Linked DNA regions of Homo sapiens: all the other regions are linked to region 1. The links are chromatin loops, found by intact Hi-C in ENCODE. Cell type or tissue: heart right ventricle. All regions are shown on one strand.

Region 1 (8,000 bases):
TCTCTGAGATTAGTAAATGAAGTTGGAGAATAAATAGATGAATCAGAAGTCGGCCTGTGTATGTGTGCTTGTGTATGTGGTGTGTGGTGGTGGTGTGTGTGTGTGTGTATATATGTGTGTGTGTGTTATGGCTTACAAAACAGAAATCTTAGATCTCCTAATGATTGGCCTTCGTGTTTTATACTTTTGTTTTCATGGATCTTTAGCAAATGCGGTTATCAATGGCTATTTGATCTTAAGGAGAAAAAATCAAATTGCAATGTGACACTTTAATAACAAGAATGGAGGTGAACAAAACACCGAAACTAGTGTGTGTGTGTGTGTGTGTGTGTGTGTGTGTGTCGGGGGTTGGGGGGTGGGTATCCACTTTACCTTGAACCTGGGCTGAGATGGTGAGGAAGGATGACCAAAAGGGGTAGAACCTTAAGTAGTATTTAGCCGGATTTGAGTTTACAAAGCTTGTATTGACAGTGAGCCTTTCTCCTTAAAGGAGAGGCTCTATTTCTCTTAAGAGACATAGCCTCTCTTTCAACGGGAGTCTGCTTTTCTTCTGAAACACTTTCATAATTAAGTGACTTTCCTTGCATAGGTGCCTGAGGACAGCTGATTTTTCTCAGAGGATGAAGAAAGTTACATATTGATTGCTGTTGCTCGCGGCATGTTCGTACCAGCGCGGGCAGAAACGGGCTCACGAGCGCCCTCGAATTCACACACACTCACCGAAATACACATCTCAGCCCGTGGAAGCGCATTCACACACACCCACGTACACTCCTCCGCACCTCATTCAGATGGGTCCACGCGGAGTCAGGGCTGCGCTTCCCTTGGCATGGGCGTGTGTGCGGCGAGGGCGTGTGTGCGTGCGTGTGTGAGAGTGTGTGTAGAGAAACCCTTTAGGCAGACCGCAGCTACGTTATTCTGCAAGCATACTGCGATTCCCGATTCCGTGTATGTAGGACCACAAAAAAATTAAATCGCTGTTAAACTTTTTTTTGTAAATTCTCTTTTCCGAAGGAAGGCGCTGGAAGAGCTACTCCCGGTGGTTAAAGGCCCGGGAGACCTGGTGGCGAATCCTGGGGCGCGTCCGCTTTGGCGGAGCGCTGGGCTCCGCTAGCCGGACTGGTTCCCCATCTAACTGATCTAATCAATGACTCCGAAGAGCCGGGGCTCCTGGCCCCGCCCCCGCCATCCTCTTCTCCGCCTCCCATTGGACGCGGGCCGAGAAGGCAGGGCCTTGCTCCTCGCTCGGATTGGCTGACAGGGAATCAGTATCAATGTTTAAGCGGCGGCGTGAGGTGAATAGAGTCAGTCAGCAAGAGACGCTGGGGAGAGAGCAGGGATCGCGAGCCCGGCGGATGCGGCAGCGGCGGAAGGCGGCTGGGGAGACGCTACTCCAACTGTTGAATTGAATTTTCACCTTTCCTTTCATCCGCTGCTTTGCTTGCGGAGATGGATTTATTTGCTTTGAAATCCGCATATCTTTCTCAGACTGTGGGGTGATCCCGGCAGACACCAGACTGAAAGAGACCACCCGTGACAGAAAAGGAGGAATTAAAAAAAAAAAAAACCTCCACAACAGACTGCACAATTAACTGTACACATCGATGTTGGACTTTGTGAATAGAAAAAATTGAGAGGAAAATCTTGAACTATGATGCGAGGCTAAGCTGGGAACAATTACTGGAAACCTGATTTTGTTTTTCCTTTTCCAAGACTCTGAAAAATTTCGGGGTACCTCTCGCCTAACCAAGAGGAAAGGTTTAAAAAAAATAAACAAAATAAATAAACCAATACACCTAGCAAAGCAGACGCCTTGTTTTCCAGAACCTCGGACTCCGGCAGAAAGAGGTAGAGTAAAAGTGCTGCTAGATTCAGCTTCACCTTCTTCCCTCCATCCTTTTCTCTTGCATTTTCTTTTTCCCCAAAAACATGAATCTGGTTTTTCTTTCTATAGACTGAGTCAGAGAAAGCGTTAGGAAGAAGCCGCAACTAATGTCTGTGAAGGGAGGACCATGAGGCGAGAGTGAATACGATTCGTTCCGCTGCTTCTGACTCATCCGGCAGATCGGAACACCTGCATTTCTGGATGTGTCATTCCCGTATGTCGAGGCGCCTCCAGAACCCGAAATAATGTGTAGACAGACCTGTGTCTAACATCCCCTCGGAGGGAGCTCCCCGGGGTAGGAGCCCCTGGCTGGACCGCCGCGGCCGCAGCTCTGCACCCCCTGCCCTCCCTGAGTCGCCCAGAAAAACTGAAAGAGAGACTGCAGAATGCATCACGCCAAACCTTGATGTGTTGCTTTCATCCAGCCCACTCCTCCTACTATAAGAGAAAATTGAAGGAAAAAAAAAAACACGTACTTTATTTGCTTCAAATATTCATCACTTTTATTCCTCGCCAAGGTTTTCTTTTCTAGATGAAGAGGACTGGGAGGCAGGGCTATTGGAAGGAGATGCTGAATAGAAAGAAAAGAGGCACTTGACAGCCCAGCCCTGTGAATGCAGAGACTGTTTCCCTTCTAGCGAGAGACAGGGAGAGTGTGTGTGCAAGGACTGGGAGGGAGGCTCCCCCTTCCTTTTTATTCGGCCTCCCCCCTCCTCCTTTAAATGTGCACGTCCAACCATGAGTTGCCTGTTGATTTCCCTTCGCCTGGGAAGAAAAGCAAACTGGAATTAAACTGCTTGGAGAGAAGTCCTTGCTCGCGGGGAGAGGATGGGATGGTAGCGGAGGCTACTGGCTTGGCGTAGAGAAATCAGAGAGTGTGTTCTACGAACAGAGGCGAAGATTTATCTCTCTACTTCCCCCCTCCCAATAGACTCACACAGCAAATGCTGATCAGGCTGTGGCTTTCTTGATTTCGGGGGAGAGCCTTTTCCGAGGAAGAGAGGGAGGAGCCTGGTGGGGAGAGGAAACTACAAATCGGGACACTAGTTCTTTACGCTGCATTTCCTCCCCTCCCTTTGGCTGCTCGGAAAGGAGAGAGAGGAAAAAAAAAATACGCTTGGCTGGTAGATGCAGTCCGCCGCCGCCGCTGCCTCAGCCAGCAATGCAAGATTAGATCTCTAAATGCAGCAAAACACTGCCTGAAAACAGACCGGCCCGCGCAGCAAGCAGACATTTCACGGTGCGCTGGGGAAGCTTCAAAATATATCTGTGACTCTGTCTTCGTTGCTCTTCATCCCCATCAATTTCATCACGGGAGGCGAGCAGCAAGTAAGAATTTCACTTTCGGATCTGCCTAGAGACACACCTCCCTGCTCCCTCCCCCACTCGATGTGAAGAGTATTCCGGAGTCTCCGGGCGGGAGTAGATTTGCAGCACCCTAGCGGGAGCGAGGAAAACCTACTGATTCTTTAGCTCATTATCATCTCTCCCAGACGAGATTTCCTTCTTATCGCCTGCCTCATCGCTCAAGTTTGAGCCTCCCGAAGTCCGGGCGGGAGAGACGAAACCCCTGGCTCACCCCCAGCCGCAGGAAGCCACCGCCTTGCTCCAAGCCCCTGCAGCTCTGCTGCACCGCAGCTTCTCACCCAGTGCGGATGCTGTAGATCAACAGGTTCAGGGAACTTGAGCAGAATAAGGAGAGACCACCGGGTGCCGCAGCTCGGGTGCAGAGGGAAAAAAGGACCCATAGACTTGTGGCTCGCGTCGCGCGCGCACGCTGCGCCAGGGCCCCAGGCTGGCGCGCACTCCCTCTCTGGCTCCTCCAGTCCGATTGCTCCTGCCCCCACCTTACAGGTCTGGGATGTACCTTTCCATCTGTTGCTGCTTTCTTCTATGGGCCCCTGCCCTCACTCTCAAGAACCTCAACTACTCCGTGCCGGAGGAGCAAGGGGCCGGCACGGTGATCGGGAACATCGGCAGGGATGCTCGACTGCAGCCTGGGCTTCCGCCTGCAGAGCGCGGCGGCGGAGGGCGCAGCAAGTCGGGTAGCTACCGGGTGCTGGAGAACTCCGCACCGCACCTGCTGGACGTGGACGCAGACAGCGGGCTCCTCTACACCAAGCAGCGCATCGACCGCGAGTCCCTGTGCCGCCACAATGCCAAGTGCCAGCTGTCCCTCGAGGTGTTCGCCAACGACAAGGAGATCTGCATGATCAAGGTAGAGATCCAGGACATCAACGACAACGCGCCCTCCTTCTCCTCGGACCAGATCGAAATGGACATCTCGGAGAACGCTGCTCCGGGCACCCGCTTCCCCCTCACCAGCGCACATGACCCCGACGCCGGCGAGAATGGGCTCCGCACCTACCTGCTCACGCGCGACGATCACGGCCTCTTTGGACTGGACGTTAAGTCCCGCGGCGACGGCACCAAGTTCCCAGAACTGGTCATCCAGAAGGCTCTGGACCGCGAGCAACAGAATCACCATACGCTCGTGCTGACTGCCCTGGACGGTGGCGAGCCTCCACGTTCCGCCACCGTACAGATCAACGTGAAGGTGATTGACTCCAACGACAACAGCCCGGTCTTCGAGGCGCCATCCTACTTGGTGGAACTGCCCGAGAACGCTCCGCTGGGTACAGTGGTCATCGATCTGAACGCCACCGACGCCGATGAAGGTCCCAATGGTGAAGTGCTCTACTCTTTCAGCAGCTACGTGCCTGACCGCGTGCGGGAGCTCTTCTCCATCGACCCCAAGACCGGCCTAATCCGTGTGAAGGGCAATCTGGACTATGAGGAAAACGGGATGCTGGAGATTGACGTGCAGGCCCGAGACCTGGGGCCTAACCCTATCCCAGCCCACTGCAAAGTCACGGTCAAGCTCATCGACCGCAACGACAATGCGCCGTCCATCGGTTTCGTCTCCGTGCGCCAGGGGGCGCTGAGCGAGGCCGCCCCTCCCGGCACCGTCATCGCCCTGGTGCGGGTCACTGACCGGGACTCTGGCAAGAACGGACAGCTGCAGTGTCGGGTCCTAGGCGGAGGAGGGACGGGCGGCGGCGGGGGCCTGGGCGGGCCCGGGGGTTCCGTCCCCTTCAAGCTTGAGGAGAACTACGACAACTTCTACACGGTGGTGACTGACCGCCCGCTGGACCGCGAGACACAAGACGAGTACAACGTGACCATCGTGGCGCGGGACGGGGGCTCTCCTCCCCTCAACTCCACCAAGTCGTTCGCGATCAAGATTCTAGACGAGAACGACAACCCGCCTCGGTTCACCAAAGGGCTCTACGTGCTTCAGGTGCACGAGAACAACATCCCGGGAGAGTACCTGGGCTCTGTGCTCGCCCAGGATCCCGACCTGGGCCAGAACGGCACCGTATCCTACTCTATCCTGCCCTCGCACATCGGCGACGTGTCTATCTACACCTATGTGTCTGTGAATCCCACGAACGGGGCCATCTACGCCCTGCGCTCCTTTAACTTCGAGCAGACCAAGGCTTTTGAGTTCAAGGTGCTTGCTAAGGACTCGGGGGCGCCCGCGCACTTGGAGAGCAACGCCACGGTGAGGGTGACAGTGCTAGACGTGAATGACAACGCGCCAGTGATCGTGCTCCCCACGCTGCAGAACGACACCGCGGAGCTGCAGGTGCCGCGCAACGCTGGCCTGGGCTATCTGGTGAGCACTGTGCGCGCCCTAGACAGCGACTTCGGCGAGAGCGGGCGTCTCACCTACGAGATCGTGGACGGCAACGACGACCACCTGTTTGAGATCGACCCGTCCAGCGGCGAGATCCGCACGCTGCACCCTTTCTGGGAGGACGTGACGCCCGTGGTGGAGCTGGTGGTGAAGGTGACCGACCACGGCAAGCCTACCCTGTCCGCAGTGGCCAAGCTCATCATCCGCTCGGTGAGCGGATCCCTTCCCGAGGGGGTACCACGGGTGAATGGCGAGCAGCACCACTGGGACATGTCGCTGCCGCTCATCGTGACTCTGAGCACTATCTCCATCATCCTCCTAGCGGCCATGATCACCATCGCCGTCAAGTGCAAGCGCGAGAACAAGGAGATCCGCACTTACAACTGCCGCATCGCCGAGTACAGCCACCCGCAGCTGGGTGGGGGCAAGGGCAAGAAGAAGAAGATCAACAAAAATGATATCATGCTGGTGCAGAGCGAAGTGGAGGAGAGGAACGCCATGAACGTCATGAACGTGGTGAGCAGCCCCTCCCTGGCCACCTCCCCCATGTACTTCGACTACCAGACCCGCCTGCCCCTCAGCTCGCCCCGGTCGGAGGTGATGTATCTCAAACCGGCCTCCAACAACCTGACTGTCCCTCAGGGGCACGCGGGCTGCCACACCAGCTTCACCGGACAAGGGACTAATGCAAGCGAGACCCCTGCCACTCGGATGTCCATAATTCAGGTAGGAGACTTTTAGCATAACTGGGAGTTCACTTTATTGCTGGTTTTGGAGCTGTCCTGAAACCTTTGGAACAGGGCAAGCCACTCTGCCAGCAGCAGTGAGGGGGAAAAATAATTAAATGAAAACGGTTTACACTTTTGACACTGTGTATACATCATATTCTACATATAACCCCTCCCATGTAAATAGTCTAAACTCTACCAAACGTAAATATCTTACTGTTTCATTTTAAAATTTATTTTTATAGGTTTAAAAATGTTAGCAGTGTTCAATAATAATAGCTTATTTTACTTACTTTTATTTGTTGGTTTACATTTCTTTTCATAAAAAGGAATTCCCAGAGCAGAAAAAAATGTTTTAGTTAATTGTCTTGAAAATATTTTTATTCTGTTTTTTTAAATGATGCCAAAAATGAAAGGAACTTATACCCAACTATTAAGAAGTTAACTTCTTTAAGTACAGAATAACAACCAGTCAGAATTTCAGAGTTCATTCAATTTGAACTAACTTTTCATCCTTAAAAAGTCAGCTTTATATTTTAAAGGTGCTTTAAAGAACATGAATCTCACTTATTCTTCATCATTACATTATGGTAAAACTGCAGCATAATGCATTAATACAGCTTAAGCTTTTCAAATGTGAGTTATACTCTGAAGCACTTTGAAAAGTTTGAATACATGCAGGCTCTGCATAATGACTAGTAACTATCTATGAAAAGTTTGTATTTGTTTTGTCCTGTGGTTACCGTGATCTGTTTCTTGGAGTCACTGAGGAATGAAAGGAATACAGCAGAGGACCAGAGGCTCATTTTGCGCTACTGAAAAAAGGAGGCAAAGTTACACTGAAGGCACTTGATGTGCCAAAATGAATTCATGATGCATTTAGTTTGCATAGTGTGTATATTAAGTATATCTAAGTGATATTTAATATATATAAGATAGTATGCTTCAAAGTTATTGATAATACCACAAAACTAAATGACTGACCCAGCTTGGACATAGATTCTAACAGCAGCAGGTGACTATACCATGTCTAGTCATTGTCTTGTTTCTTTTACCTACTATTGAGTTGTGTCACAGAAAAACTTCATTCTTGCTTATTATAATTGTATGTTGCAACAAATTACTCTGGATGAGCAGTATGTGGAATTCAAAATTGAGCTTAACTGAAAGTGACACCGCAAGAGGAAGATTAGTTTGGGGCAAGTGGAAATAATTTGTTCATAATGTTATGCTTTGAAAAGCAAATAACTTTTGATGACACTGGACTCAATAATGTTTTTATTGTTAAAATGGAGCAGTAATATTTCATAATCTTATTCTTTCTAACATAATAAGTATACCAAATACTAATACTTAGCAAAATATATTTTCCTATAATAGTATAATGTCCTTGTAAAACAATCTCACACTTGACACTACTAAATATTAAAATATCAATTGTAGTATTAAATCTCACTTCTAATAGTGTTTACTATACATCAGTAATCATAATTTTTTAAGGTCTATATAAAACTGAAAAAGAAATTCTCCACTTTAAAAAAATGTGGTTTCTATGAAAGTATTTCTGTGACTGTGTAAAACTGGTATTTATGATAATCAATACGTATTTAGAAGGAAATATTAAAACACATATTTAAAGATTTGCTACAGTCATTTTATAAATACACATATGTTAAATACCTTTCTT
Region 2 (8,000 bases), 1.7 Mb after region 1:
ATTTGTTGAATGATTAAATCCTATTCTTTGAAGTGTCAGGCTGTCCTTAGAGAGATTTAATTCAAAGGTTCTGGAAAATAAGATAGAATTTCATATATGAAATGGTTTTTAAAAATCGAGGTGGTAGAACACCTAAGATAATCCCTTTAGGATAATTTCAAGTTATATTTCCTTAGTTAATGGCTATTAATCCTTAAAAATCAATGCAAGCACCATCTCCACTGAAAAGCCTGTCTTCACTCCCAGTCTAAGTATTCAACACACACACACACACACACACACACACACACCCCTGAACTTCTGTGGCTCTATGGGAATATTTCTTTCATAGCACTCTTCTCACTGTTTTGAAATACACTGAGATCCTTTCCACAGTCTCTAAGTTCCGTTAGGATAGCAACATTGTCTTATTCTTCTAATGATTGCTAATTCCTAACATAGTATTTGGCACTTAGTAGATGCTAAATAAGTTTTCGTCGAAATGACCTGAATCTTTGAAGACTTTCAGAGATAGTATCAATTTTATAACCTGATTTACTCATGCATTAGCTTTCAGCTGGTTTTTCAGCTAATCCCTGTTCATACCTGGAAGGAATGATAACATATCATTTCATAATAACTTTCTGGACCACTTTCAAGGTACCAGATTAATTTTAAAAGAATTCTGATCAATACTAGTTTAAATTAGGTATCAGAAAATCCAATGCATACATAAGTGTTTGCTGTATTTATATAAAGCTAAACTCAACAGTTTCTTCCATTTCCTTTCTTTCATTTAGCATGACATTTTAGCTGATATTCCTGAACTGCTGGATAGAGCAAATACATTTCTATTACAGCCAGTATTTTCCCATGGGATTCTGCCAACAGGTGCTCCAGCTTCTTAATTATCTGTACACTTTCCCTTTACTTTTTAATTACTAAAACAAGAGAATTTACTGCAATTGCTGAAAAGGCCAGATCTATTTAAATAAATAAGGCTATTCTGGATTACATACAGAATTAAATTAGGGGACCAACTGTTCCCCAACATTATATGATATATGGTCAACAGACAGCATCCTGGTGTTTTCTTTCCTGTACCTTCACTCAGCTTTGAAATTTTGGGGAAAAAGATATTTCAGGGCAATATCTTTATATTCACAACTCTCAATATTCCAAACACAGAAGGAAAACCTCACTCTTAAGAAAACCTAGCTTAATTTTCCCCCTTCCAAAATTACATACCAGCATAAGTCCATATATTCCAGATAACTTTCTTTGGTAAACATATAACTGTGTTATCCATCTGTGCAACCTCCATATATCTTTAAAACACCGCAATCCACAGAAAACTGTCTTTAAAAACAAACAATGTGAAAAGTATACAAATGTTTGATTTATTTTTCTGAAGAGAGACCTTCCCAGGAAAAAAGTTTACTGCAATATATTCAAGGTATGTGGTTTGTCTTGGGTGAAGAGTGGTGAGGGTGAACAGGGAGTCATTTTTCTGCAGTCTTCACTGTTATAGTTCTAGTCATATTTCCAAAAATGTTTATGATTTTCGAAGTTTTTTAAAAAAAGTTAGATTTGCCATGTACAAATCCTGAACTCCTCTGATGTTGCTTCATTCTTCTTTTTCCAGTAATTTTATATGTTGCTTTACATACACATGTGCAGAAGGAACACGTAAAATGCAGGTAAAAAATCTGCATTATTTCGACATATGGTTCTGGCAAAACTTTTTAAAAGCTTACTTTATTTGTCTGACTGATTTCAACTGTATTCATCACCTCCTGTTATTTTCCCTTCCCCCAAATCTCTTGCCTCAACAGAATTAACATTCTTATATGTTCTGTTTCCAAAGAACAAACTAAAGAAGCATCCCAACCATTATTGCTCTGCAGCGGCCCCTGCTGGTAAAAGACACTATACAATTTGTCCTTTGTCAGCTCTGCTTGTCAAGCCTGAATTTCCAAGGAACCATGCCACAGTCTAGCCACAATCAACCTGCAGCTTCAGCAGGTCCTAGAATGGGGCTGCTTAACCATCTGCAGGGCAGCAACTATTGCTTGTTTTCAGTGTGGAAAGAGAATGCCAGAGGAATACATATTTTGTATGAGTCTTTATTTTCCTTGTTTCTAGAACACATAAGAAAAAAAGGGATTTGAAACTGACTAAAATGATAAAAGGAAATCAATGCAGCAAAACATAGACCACCTGAAAATCTTCAGTTGAAGTACAAGTTGTGGCATGATGTCAAAGAGGCATTCTTTTCACGGAGAAGGCATATTAAATTATGCTAGTGCTGACTGCGCCTCCAAGGACTGTTGATAGATGCTTACAACAAGAAAATCTTCCTTTCTGGTTGACCTTAAAAGCTGTCTTACCCCAGGCCTTAAACGTTTCAATGTGAACATAAAACATTTTTTTCATTGATCTTATAAAAAAAATTTTCAACTTGTTCTCCTTAGTTGTTGCTTATCATCTGCCTATGCATATGGAAAGATATATATGTATATATATAGAGATGTACAGATATATTAATTCTCAGCTAAAGAATAAATACATTTATCATTCAGAATGACAGAACCAGAGTGGAAAATACCCAGGTGATTGCAATTTGTTTTGCCACGCACCCATGAAAACTCCCCGTAGTGAAAAGAAAATAGAGCAGTCAGGTTATCATAATAGAATGTATCTATTTTTCTCACGTTTATCATTGTATTTAAGCCAATCTTCTCAAACGCAGCAAAATGTGTACATTTTTAATAAGGATACTATTCCCCCAGGATTGAGCTGAATGGGGGGAAAAAGGCTGCAGAACTAATCTGCATGAACCTGAGTTGCGTAATAGGGGAAAACAAGACTTTGGGAGAAATAAAAGAGACAAGAACAATGGGAGACAGGAAACAGGACACAGAAGACAATTTGATTTGAAGATTTGGAGTATGTGCCTATTTTGGTTTCAGGAAATGTGTCTTTAAAAGGAAGGGAGAATATGCCTAAAACAATGGAAGATCCATTATTTTTTGTATACAATCTCAACAGAAATAACATGCCTTCAAAAGAGTAGCCTCAGGGTAACTTCTAATTCCTGTTTGATGAATATTATAATTTTATTTAATAGCAAATGGTACCACTAGATATGTCAGCTACCAAACGACTATTAACCAAGCCAGGTATTCCAGGTAGATTAGGCTGTGATTTTTGCAGGCTTCTCACTTAGCAACATCACGCAATGGGCAAGCCAAGGTACCAGAGGCCACCAAAGCATGGCTAGAGTAGTGCCTATTTTAATGAAACAGAATCATCCAAGTACTTTTGTTTTCCTATTCGAAAACCAAATTTGGCCTCAAAGAGCCATCTGATATAACAAAGCAGCACAACCCAGGCTGATAGAATGATAGCCTCTTCGGCAAAGCTGCTAAATAGTTGTACCTTTCAAAGCAAATGAAGACAAAGAAACCCAAACCAGACACTGTATGTTCCCTCAGTAGAAAAGATAAACTTTCACGTTGTGACAAGGAATTCTGACATATGGCAAACCTTGACAAAGCATCAGGGTACAGATGAGAAACTGTTAAGTCATCTGACCTTTGTCTGTACTCTGTTTGGCAGACACTCACAAAAATACTACCCAAGAAATATCACTTCCATAAAGCAATGCAAAAAAGTCACTAATGTATTATCAGATCTGGCAAGAAGAATGCTCTAGAATTTATTCACTGTTAATGAATTAACAATAGTAGGAGTATATTTATATGCTTTTGTGCAAAAAAAAAAAAAAAAAGACAGTAAGGTTTCATTATGCCAATGGGTATATGCTCCTTTGACAACCTTTGTGGCAGCGATTATAAAAGCAGAATCTTGGGGGGAAATGTCATGAGGGCTCAGCTTATTAAATTTTGTAAATCATAAGGCTTGTCCGTGAATGCGGAGCACTGCAGCTGATTTAGTCGTTGGCCTAGAAACTCCGCTGTTAGGACCATTAAACAGGTCCAGAGTTTAAGTTGCACTGTAAATTACACTCAAAAGAAACAGGCAGAGACTTTCGCCTTCATGTTTTCTGTCTGTGAACACTGTCACCGCAGCAGCCCTGTGAGATGGTGTCAGAATTTTACAATGATGCATCAAACTAGTGCACCTCGATTGAGCCCGCCTGAGACTATTGCAGAGTTCTGTTGTGAATTTAAATATAAAAAATAGAGAACCAAATTAAATTAGGCTTTTTCTATTTGAAAAATCTTCACAGCTGGAAGAGATACAACCAATATTCTTTTTAGGTTATGCCAGCTTTTACAGTCACTTTCAACAAATAGCTATCATTAAAAATAGCAAGGACGATGCAGTTGATCGTTTAAAAATAAAGGGTTGTCATTTTGATTTTTTTCTTAAAAGAAATAATGAATTGCCTATAGCTACCATGACTGAAACACCCCTTTAGAGGCTACAAATAAATGAAGCCATAAGGAAAGCAAAGTCATATGTCAAAGAAATCTGATCCAATTAATCATTCTTTGTAGCAGTTCTGTCATGAAACTTTCTAATGTTTTGTTTCTATTGAGATGTAAACTTCTAGCTGGTAATTTGGAGCCTACTCAGTTATTTAATGTTCTGTTAATTTTTTAAAATGAAGTTGTTTCATACAAGACTAAGTTTTGAAAGTTTCTAGTGGCCAAGTTACAAATAGTCAATTATTTCATAAGAACTGGGAAAGGAATTATTTTCTAAAATATACCAACTAAAGGAAAATAGTTTGAGGTATGAAATATAACATTATTGTGCTTATATTTTGAAAAAAGTGTGGCATTCTATAAGTGTTGCATAGTTGTAATATTTAACTGGCTGAAAATAAATATCAAAATGACCCCTATTATACTTATATAATCTGAGGATATGTGTTTACATTTTCACAAAAAGAAAACGTTTCTATTCAAAATCACTTCTAAAATGACGCCCTAAATATAGTAAACATTCAATAAATGTTGGTTGATGATAAGTCCAATTCTGCCCATTCTATAGAGTTTTGTAAGCATAAAATCTTCATTTTGTTCTCCATGGTAAATTCACCTAAGCCAATTGCCACTGGTAATTTATTAATATATCTACAAAGCCCTCTTCAAGGCAAAAGAAAATTAATGTCAATCATTGATTGAGTGCTTCCCACTGTTCCCCAAGATCCTGTATACCCAGTACTTTATGACATAACGAAACAGAATGCAGCTTGCTGAAATTGATTACAAACTTTTTCCCACTTGGACATTTTTTATGTTAAGACACAAGAATCCAATTTGGAAGATATGATTAAAATGTGGTATGATATCAATAGAAGAAGGAAAGGGCGGAAGTCAATACTGTGAGGGCTAATAAAGACAAATGTACTGTGATTCACCAGGGAAGAAATAATGGATGAAAAATTGAATATGATTCAGCAGTGTAACACTGTCACCAAAAGGCAAATGCTATATCGGATTGCATTCATAGACATATCATGAAAAACAAGCAAGGTAATTTTTCAGCAGCAGCATTTCTTAACCCTATTGGTTAGGCCAAAGTTGGAAAAGTGCAGCACTTTGGGCCACAATCATTACACAGAAAGTTACACAGAGTTTACAGGAGAACAAAAAAACAAGCACAAAGAAAAATAAATAAATAAGTACATGTCGATAGAAGATAGCTAGATGGACAAAAGAAACTATCAAGCACAAGTCTTAGAAAATCAGACTTGCTTTCAGAGATCAAGAGAAGTCAGTTGACGTTCAGCCTAAAAGCAAAGCCAAGTAAGGGAGGAAATAAAGATGCATAAAGGGAACAAGGTCTCAAAAGAAGCGGCTGCTTTCATTAGGCAGCAACAGGACCAGCAACACATGGATGCCAGTTGTTTCCTATCATGATTTACATTAAAGATAAAGAACAATCTCTAGCATATAGACAAGCAATGGTATGTCTGGGATATCAGTTGCCGGATATACTTAAAAGAATAAGTATACTCGATCTTTCAAAAGTGGATTAATGAGTACATGGCTAAAGAAACCTTCAAATATTTATAGCTATTTTCCGGTCTATACAATAGGATACCCAGTCAGATCACTAAAAGAGCAAAACGGAAAAACAAACAAACAAAAATCTGGGGAAATTGAGCTTGAAATTATAGACTCCAGGAGTCAAAGAATCTCTACTTTATCAAAAATAAATTATCTTAGAATAAAAAGATAGGAAAAATATTTGCTAATTGTATCAAGAACTTACTATATACCAGGCAGTGTCCTGTATTTTTCACCTATAAACTCCCATTTGGTACTTAAACCATCTTAAGAGCTATATACTAACTCCATGAGAAACTGAGATCTAGAATTGGTAAGCAGTTTTGCCCATAAGTTCCCACAATCAGGATTTTGAACTCTAGCGGTCTAGTTGCAGGGCTTTCGTAGGCTGTCCTGCCTTTCAGTTCCCAAGGAATATACCACAGAGTCTGATGGAACTAAATAGCATGGGCTAGGATGATAGCTAAAGCATGTATCAGTAGATAATGGCAGTTGATGAGTAAAGAAATAGCCTTATGAGGCAAAAGGAGAAAATTAGAATAGGAGTAAGGAAAGCTTTATTTCTTAATGCATGGCAATAATATTAGAAAACATATTGTGAAAGAGTAAGGAACATTCTTTCTGGTGGCTTTCTAAAATTCTAAATAGTTCAGATTTTCATTTTGCTGTGATGATTTTGTGAAACTTTTTCTGAATGTAGAGTATTAAGTTATTCAAACTCTTATAGCATATGATTTACATAAATCATAACATTGCTTTGGAAACATCACACTAGGGCCTTCAAAGAGAATATTTAAGTTGTCTAATATAGATTAATTTAATATTTAATTTCTATCTAATATAGATTAATCTCATTAATAGGGGCAACTGGCTACAAAAATCACATCCTCAAATTTTGCATCTCTTGAGTCCCAGAGAAAGAAGAAGCAGTTAGAAATGGGAATTGAGAAGCACCAAAACATGTTCAGGATTATGACAATTACCTAAATCGTATCACTACGGTATAAGCACACTCAATTTAGAGACATTATTCAAAGATGCATTCATAATATAAGAAAGAAGGTCTAGTTGACAAACAGATATTGCATTTATATTGCTTCTTATAAAAATAGAAGGATTATAACTATCATAATTTTCTCTTGCCCTTATAGCTTCCAGGTATTCCAATGCCTTGGTATTCTGTTTCTCTTATTAATATTTTTCCCCTCACCTGAGCTGGTATCATTGAAAGCATATTTTATTTCTGGCCAAAATAATGGGTACAAATGACAAAACCATGATCTTAGAGTTGATATAGGACTCGGTCCTTCAATTCTCATCTGTTACCACTTTGAACATGTTCACAATAGCACAAGCCTACTGGCGATCTTTCCCCACCTGTCCATTATTCTGTTCCTCCCCACTATCCAGGGACCTTTAATGACCTTCCCAACAACATGATGTTCCTTCATAATGTGTTCATTTATCTGTCCCTTGTGGATAAAACTGCATAGATAAATGGTCACGCCCTTTCTGCTCAAGGAATTATCTCATTAAAACTGCTATGTTGGAGATGAAAACTTTTGTCCAATACAATTTTTATCTCTCACATGTAATACTGGTGAATTTGTTAACTTAATACTAGATCATAAAAATAAATAAAGTGGCCTGGTGCGGTGACTCAGGCCTGTAATCCCAGCACTTTGGGAGGCCAAGGAGGGTGGATCACAAGGTCAGGATATTGAGACCACCCTGGCCAACATGGTGAAACACCGTCTCTACTAAAAACACAAAAATTAGCTGGATGTGTTGGCGCATGCCTGTAATCCCAGCTACTCAGGAGGCTGAGGCAGGAGCACTGCTTGAACCAGGCAGTCAGAGGTTGCAGCGATCTGAGATTGCACCACGGCACTCCAGCCTGGTGACAGAGCAAGACTCTGTCTCAAAAAATATAAATAAATAAATAAATAAATAAATAAATAAATAAAGTGGATA
Region 3 (8,000 bases), 170 kb after region 1:
AGTGAAAACTATTATTTGTCTGGCACGGGTTGGGTTCTCGTATCTTGGATCTTTTTCTATAAAATAGAAACCGTGAGAACTACTGTTGTCTTATTCTATGGATGAAGACACATAGGCAAAGATTTTGCAATTTCACCCATATCTTCTGGAATATAAAATGCTTCTACCCTTAATTTTTATTCAGAGATGAATTCTAAATTAGTCAATGCAATTATAAGAGGTGGGGACTTTAAGGAGTTTAATCTAATCATGTACTTTGAAAGATGTAACAAGTGCAACTAAAAGGAAGATTTTCTAGTCAACCTCTACTCCTGGTACCAAGCTTATGTTTATGAAATTCTTATGTGATTCTTATTCATGATTTTGGATATTTCCACAAGGTGGAACATTTTTCTTTTAAACTCTTTTGCAGTGTCTTTAAGTAGCGTAGGGTTAGAAGTAAAATAAGTAAATAATTTTAGTTTTTCTTTTATCTCTAATTACAGGGCTTGGATGAGGGCCCAGTTTTCATTTCCTCACATCTAATAAAGCTTCTGGATGATAGTGACAAAATAAAAGTGATCTAAATGGCCGGGCGCAGTGGCTCATGCCTGTAATGCCAGCACTTTGGGAGGCCGAGGGGGGTGGATCACGAGGTCAGGAGATGGAGACCATCCTGGCTAACACAGTGAAACCCCGTCTGTACTAAAAATACAAAAAATTAGCCGGGTGTGGTGGCAGGCGCCTATAGTCCCAGCTACTCGGGAGGCTGAGGCAGGAGAATGGCGTGAACCCGGGAGGTGGAGTTTGCAGTGAGCCGAGATGGCGCCACTGCACTCCAGCCTGGGCGGCAGAGCTAGACTCAGTCTCAAAAAAAAAAAAAAAAAAAAGAAAAAGAAAAAAAGAAAAGTGATCTAAACAAGAAAGATGCTACCACAATGTGGAAAAAACTTTGCTTTATACAAGTAGTTGTCCAAATGGAGTCATTAGAGCTGTGCTGGAAACCTCAGTGTCCACACTTACATTGCTGTTCAGCTTCGTATAAGTAATTAAGTCACATTCATATCTACCACTCACATTTTTCCATAATATGTTATGGAAAAAAATCATTTTTGTCGTGATATACTTTGCTGGAAATTTCAGGGTTAAGAATTTATAATAATTTTAAAAAATTTAAATACCAAATACGTAAAAAATTGTAAAATTTGTTTTTAAGTTAATATTTAAATGAACATGTTTATGCACATGTATTCTTCCTTCAGGATTATTTCTTTGAGCAAAATCTCAAAGGACTAATTACTGACTCAAAGGTTATAGACTTTACTAAAATCAACTTTAAATTTTTTCCTAATTATAAAGAAATTTAAAAAGTTATTTTAGACAATTAGAAAATACACATGATATAAATAGAAAGATCATCCCACATTACAGTAAACATAATTAGTCACTATTAAAATTTTAGCATAGATGTGTGTACTCTTATTACTCTGTGTGTGAGTGCATATATTTGAAACATCTACTGTATTAGTACTTTACATATGGTTGTATATTGTGTCTTTTTCATTTAACATTTTAGCATTAGCTTTTTCTTGGGACACTAAAAATATTACAAAATAATAATTTTTAATATCTCTGCAATATCCTTTTGAAAAGATTGTACAGAATTTCTCTCCTTTAGCCATTTTACCATCATTAATACTTAAATTCAAACTTGTGCTTATATGAAAGTAATGCTGTGATAAATATAATTGGTGAATATTTAAGTTACATTTTAAACAGATTAAATTACCAGATCAAAATCTCCTGTTTTTTTAAACATTGCCAGGTTGCTCTCCATAAAGGCTGTACTAATTTACACTCCCAATTAGAGTGCATGAGAGTGCCTATTTTACTGTCAGCTTAAAGACTTAAGTGAGTTTTAAAACATCAATTTTATTTGGCATAAATGATTTCTTATTGTTTTTACTTGTCTTCATCATGAATCAATTTGTTCAGATGAATATTGGCTATTGTCTTGCCAAGTATCTATTGGGACTTTGTAGTTTTTAAAAAGTGACTGGTAAGAATTTATTACAATTTAAATGTGTTAATGCTTTTCAAATATGCTCAAGTTATTTTTCCATCCTTTGTTTTCATCCATAATACCCAATTATTTATATGATTATTTGTTTATTTATTGTAAAATCTTTGACTAAAAAAAACTGAAAAGAAGTTTGGAAAAAATAGAAAAAATTCAGAGGGATTGGTGCTTTGGTGTCATTTTGTAGACAGATTGATTCAGAAAGGACCATTGACTGGAGGGAATTACCTGAATGAAATGAGCATCTTCCCTAAGTTGAAGTGACTACCTTGTAGCTTCTGCCTGTTTCCTTTCTTTCTTTTTTCAGTAGTAACACCCAATTACTGTCACTAATTAAAACTGTTTTCTACCTATTTGTTTTTGCTGTAGTTTTAAATAGGAATTATGGATTTTGTAATTTATCAAATGCATTTTTGGCATTTCTGGAGAAGACCATATGCTTTGTTTCACGTTTGACTTACTGGCATGATGAATCACAGGACTATATTTTCTAGAATAAAATTAACACTTGACATAAATTCTTTGTGGTTATAATTTTTACCTTTTGGCTGGATTTGCGTGTAGTTTATTGAGAATATTGGTGAAATTAGTGAAGTTAGTCTGTTTTGTTTTGCACTGTTTTTGCATACAGTAGCTTTATAAAATATACTGGAAACTTTGTAGCTTTTCCTTTGAGTTTAGAGAAAGTAAAACTTAGCAGATTAATGGAAATTTAACAAAGATCTTATGTAATACTTCATGGAACTAGAATTTTCTATTTTATAGCATATTTATATCTTTCATAACTAATAATCTCTTGGTTTTACAGTATTTCATCTGTAAATTTTAAAATTTATTCTCAACAGAAAATAGTCTATTTTATTGTGGTTTAAAAATATTTTATTGTGGTTTAAAAATGTTAGTATAAATTTTCTAGAGTCACATCTAAAAGTTTTTAGTATTTTTTGCTCATTGTTCATTTTTGTGTGCTTTCTCTATTTCCTTATCTAACTATAATTTTAATCATTTTTATATAAAATATTTTGCTCTGGGGCATTTTACATTTTATAATTTATTTTAATTTTATACTTTTTAATTTTATAATTAAAATATATAATATAAAATATATATTATATAGAATTTATATATAATATATTATATATTATATAATATATAATATATAATATATAAATTCTATATATAATATATTATTATAATATATATAATATATAATATATAAATTCTATATAATATATAATATATAAATTCTATATAATATATATTATATATAATTTATATATAAAGATATAAATAAAATTAAAATATATCAATAAAATATTGTTACATATTATATTATTATATTATATATTATATAAAATATATACTTTATAAATATAGAAAATAACAAATATAAAATAAAATATAAAATTGTAATTAAAATTTAATTTTATAATTTTATAAATTTAATTTATATAATATTTTAATTTTATAATTTATCTCTATATTTATCATCATAGTTTTTTCCTCCTTTTCTTAAACTTGCTATATTTTTTCTTCATAGTTAAATGACAAATTAATATACACAATTATTTTATTTACAAATTAAAACAACTACAAGGTAATTACTTTCTGTTGAATATACCTTTAGCCATAACTTAACACGTCGTGAAATGCAAAGCAATAGATAATTGTTTTCTGCATATTTTTAATAAAAATATTTATTTCTTTGGTCAACTTTATTTTAAAACTAGCATTTTATTTTTTCATTTTAGTTTTAAAAAGAGAAAGTACTTTACAATTACAGTCATCATTAATTTGATTTTATTTAGTTTTTATTTACTCTTTTCTGTTTTATTAGTTAGAGTAATGCTGGCTGCTATAATCAGCAAGTATCCAAATTTCATTATATATCTCAATAAAATTTTAACCTCTCACCTAATAGTACATTGTGGGTTAATGATTGAACTTTCTCCACTTTGTGATTCAGGGACAGGCTTATTCCTTTTTCTTTCTTCAGTGACTAAGACCTCAGAATTATTGTCTTCCATCTTTTATTTCTGATATGCCATTAATATATATCTCATTTTTGTACCAGTTTTATTTCAAACTATTTTATGTTCCTAAATTTGTAATCCTTTTTTATAAAGTATCATATTTAAAACTTTTATTATAAAAATAATGCCACCACCAAATCCTGTAACAGAAATATATACATGCAAACCTGGGCTTCATTTACCATGTATAAAATTTTATCCCTTACTAAATTTAAGCTCCTTATTTTAATCTCAAATGTCCTGCTGTTTCAGAAGCATTACTCTAGAAGGACCTCAAGGATCTACTCCACTCTTATCCTCAACCTTGAAGAGAAAAAAAGTTACTATGGATTAATTTAAGACCAACAAGACTATTGAGCTATATGCAATATTTTGGGTTGGAGTTTTCTGTGTGGAGAAAAAAGGGGCTAAAATTTCTTATATCCTATGCCATGGATTCGATGGATTTCTCTCTTTTGCATAATCTCTTTGATATCTCTGATTGGATTCTCAACACTTTTTGAAATCTACTCTTTGATTTTTCTCTTGGATACTCTTTCTTTCAAAACCTTACTTGGTTTGTGCTACAAGACGCTGTTAAAGCTGTCTGTAATTTTGGAGGGAATCTCATTTTCAGGCCAAGGAATAAGTAGAACAGGTTCCAGAATTAAGACAGTTCATCTAGACAGCTCACATCTGGACATGACTATTCATGAGGCCAGGCTTGTTAAAGAAATTTAAAATTCATACTAATATGTAATGTTTGTCTAACCTTATCATCTATATTAACCTCTTACAAGGCTGATCTCCCCCATCCTGTTTACTTATTTTGTGTTACTTGTTCTCAAAATAATATTAGTGAAATTTTATCTGTCTACCTCACTCTCCATCAGGTGAAACTTAAAGCCACTTCTCCAGTATTTAACATTAAGGACTATGTGTACGGTCAATATTCAGTTCAAGAAACTTAGCAGTGGGAAAAAGTATCCTGATATCACAAGATACATTTATTCTAGTATTATTATGGCAGTGATGCTGTGAAGTCTATTTTATTTAAAAAAAACATTTTTCTTTTTAGTGTAGGCTTTTCTATATAAGCAGACTTTTTTCCTAGTGTCACTTCCTTCTGTGTAACAGAAGCAATAACTCAGAGAAAGGATCCACCACCTGATGACTGTCCCTTCATGTGGTTGATATAGATTTTGAGAAGCCTACAAAAGCTCTTTACAAATGCTGTTTTTCTTACTGGGAAACGGATTCCAGGTGGAGAGCCTATTTGTCCGATGACTGTCCCAATTTCAGTCACTTATGTCACTACATTGGGAAAGGGGGCTGATAGAAATCTGCTTCACTTTTCCTTAGAAAACTCCTTATAGATTTCCATTTAAGAATTATAAAATAATATATGTTAAAGATGTAAGTAATTTTTAGTTCACATTTAAAAAAATTACTAATCTTATTTTTAGGCACTTGTTCAGCACAGCACAGTCATCCTTTGGTATTTTTTTCTTATTCCTCTGAGACTTATGTCTATTTCTGATTCTGTTCCCTAAGCCCTCTGTGAGAATAGAAAGGCAATGAACTCATTTGATTTTTGTTTTAGCGGTGCCTGTCTTTTCAGTCAGTAAATTGCTCTGGCCATCTGTGAGAAACTCTACTCTCTCTGTCGCTGACCTTTTGTTCCTTTCATGTTTGAAAAACGTCTTATTATTTATCTTAACATCTTCTGCAGCCTTCCTTACATTTGTCACCTTTCCTTTTCTTATCATATTTTTCTTTTACATTGCAAGCTCTGAAATCATTTTTAGATTCATAGATTTTGCATGCAATTTTCTTTCCCTGATACTCCTTTTTTTCGCATTTCGTATAGGTAGTGCAAAAATTGTCTTACTGTCTTCATGTTCCTATGCAATGCATTTACTATAGTCATTCAATACAATAAATGTAAAATGCTTAGTTACTTTTAGTTGTTTCTTATTTCTATCTTAAATTTTAAAATGAAGTGGTAAAAACAGTATTCACTTAATCATTCATTAATCACATTTATACAAAATACCTATGGTGCTTTGATGCTTGTAATCTGTCTTAAGTAAGTTCAACTTAAGGAAAAGTATATACTTTTCCTGGTTCTTAATACAGCGTGTTTGATTTTTTTTTCCTTCCGTTTATTCTTCTGGGGTGTATATAATGCTCACAAATATGTCAACACGTAGGCCCACACAGGGCAAAGGTCACTATGTGAAACTCTACTCCTTTTAGTATACATCGTTGTCCAAAATTATGAATGACGTATTTTCTTAAAACATCCAAATATTTTATCAATAGTATCTGTTTATCCAAGGAATGTTTATTCAATGAGAAAGACCCTGTAATAACTATCCACATGACCATGCATTTTTGTAGTACATGAAAGCTGCCTTGATTGAGGCAGGACTTGGGAGAACCAGGTTCTCTATTACCTTCAGCCATGCAGAAAAGCTTCAGTCACCCTGAGATATATGAACTCTGAAATGTATAATGTTTAAAAATGTTTACGTGGTATAATGATTTTAGAAAATTAAGACCAAGTTAGCAAACCGTGAGTTTTAAGTCAAGTAAAATTGTCTTTAATTTCCCTTAAAATAAACAAACAAACAAACAAAAAACCTTGATATTTACTGGGTGCTTACTGTGTGCCAGGTGCTGTTATAAGAATTTACATGAATTAATTTGTATAATCTTTAATAATAAAACTTATAAGGGAGGTACATTACTGGCTCCATTTTATGTATGAAGAAACTAAGAAAAAGAGAGTACAGGTAACTTCTGCAAGCTCACATAAGGAATAAATGGTAGTGATGAATTTGAACCTGGAATGTCCTGCTCTAGAGTTCAAGCTCTTACTCACTATGCCATATCTGGATTCCTCTATCTATTTAATCTTTCTATCACCGATTATCTATCAATTAATTACCGATATAAATAATCTAAATGCACACATTGTATAACCCGAGGATTGAAAATTAGTATAAAAATACATGGCAATAATAAATAACACTGCCATATTGCAGCCTGGTTACAGAGTTTTTCGACATTTCATTTTAATACTTTTTAACAGTTGCTCTGGGAATTAAAATATGCATTCTTAACTTATCACAGTCTATCAGGTTTAATATTGCACCATTACCTATTTCAGTCTTTATATATCACATCACAAATGTGGAAACCTTCTAGATATGTTATAACCACCTTATAATGATACTATTTTTTGTTCTAAACAGATATTTATCATTTAAGAAAATTATGAATGAAACAAAATAGTCTTCAATATTTATCCACATTTCTATTTTTTTGTTTTGTCTCTTCCTTTGATAGACTTGAGATGTGATCTGTTGTCATTTGTCTTAGACTAAGGACATTAGTATCTTTTGTAGTGCAGGTTTCTGACAATAAAATACCTCTGTTCGTTCTCTAAAAATGTCTATTACACAATCTTTTTGATGTGTGTTTACATAACACATAGATTTCTGAGTACTCTTTTTTTTAGTGTTTAAATACCATAGATATGTATTTTTATCTTTTGGCTTCTATTGTTTCTGGTAAGTTTGTCATAATTAATATAATTATCCTTTATATATATAGTTATTTCTTCTGAAATATATTCTTCTTATATATTCTTCTTATATATATTGTTCTTTCTTTGCTTTTGATTTTCAGTATTTTTGCTATGATATGCCTTAATGCAGTTTGCTTTGTATTTATTCTGATTTAGTTTCAGGAAGAGACAAGTGATTGTTTTCTCACCAAATTTTTGGAAAATTGTAAACCATTGTTTCATCTTATGTTTTTTTCTACCATGTTATTTCTCTCTCTTTTGGTGCTTCCCAAATCAAGCATATGTTAGACTTTTTGTCCCTTAGGCCATTTTAGTTTTTTAGATTTTCTTGTCT

What was found. Hi-C counts contacts between places; a loop is a spot of excess contacts. Peaks named below come from ENCODE experiments on the same cell type or tissue, not always from the same donor. Only the 100,000 strongest peaks of a DNase experiment are listed, where the experiment ranks them.
Region 2: a loop joins it to region 1, with 17 times the contacts of the local background. A loop is called at or near these places in 18 of 110 quality-filtered maps.
Region 3: it touches region 1 in a loop (11-fold over the local background); 4 of 110 quality-filtered maps call a loop at or near these places.

What each region holds. Positions count from the first base shown.
Region 1 is chr13:57,628,801-57,636,800 of GRCh38, forward strand. It overlaps PCDH17 (protocadherin 17), which reads left to right and starts at 2,944. Exons shown (of 4, transcript NM_001040429.3): 1 at 2,944-6,311. The coding sequence starts at 3,747. RefSeq lists enhancers at 907-1,492, 3,451-4,130. In heart right ventricle, CTCF peaks have their summits at 930, 4,812 (motif pointing right), 5,017 and 5,906; DNase peaks (open chromatin) are centred at 1,231, 3,081, 3,091, 4,831 and 5 weaker places; H3K4me3 peaks cover 7,593 bases; H3K27ac peaks cover 6,595 bases; H3K27me3 peaks cover 4,615 bases.
Region 2 is chr13:59,316,627-59,324,626 of GRCh38, forward strand. No RefSeq gene overlaps it. Among named protein-coding and RNA genes, the nearest start is that of DIAPH3-AS1, 690 kb to the right of the region's middle. In heart right ventricle, CTCF peaks have their summits at 1,906 (motif pointing left) and 2,105; a DNase peak (open chromatin) is centred at 1,905; H3K27ac peaks cover 2,562 bases.
Region 3 is chr13:57,794,211-57,802,210 of GRCh38, forward strand. No RefSeq gene overlaps it. Among named protein-coding and RNA genes, the nearest start is that of PCDH17, 170 kb to the left of the region's middle. In heart right ventricle, no CTCF peak of the experiment used is centred here; no DNase peak of the experiment used is centred here.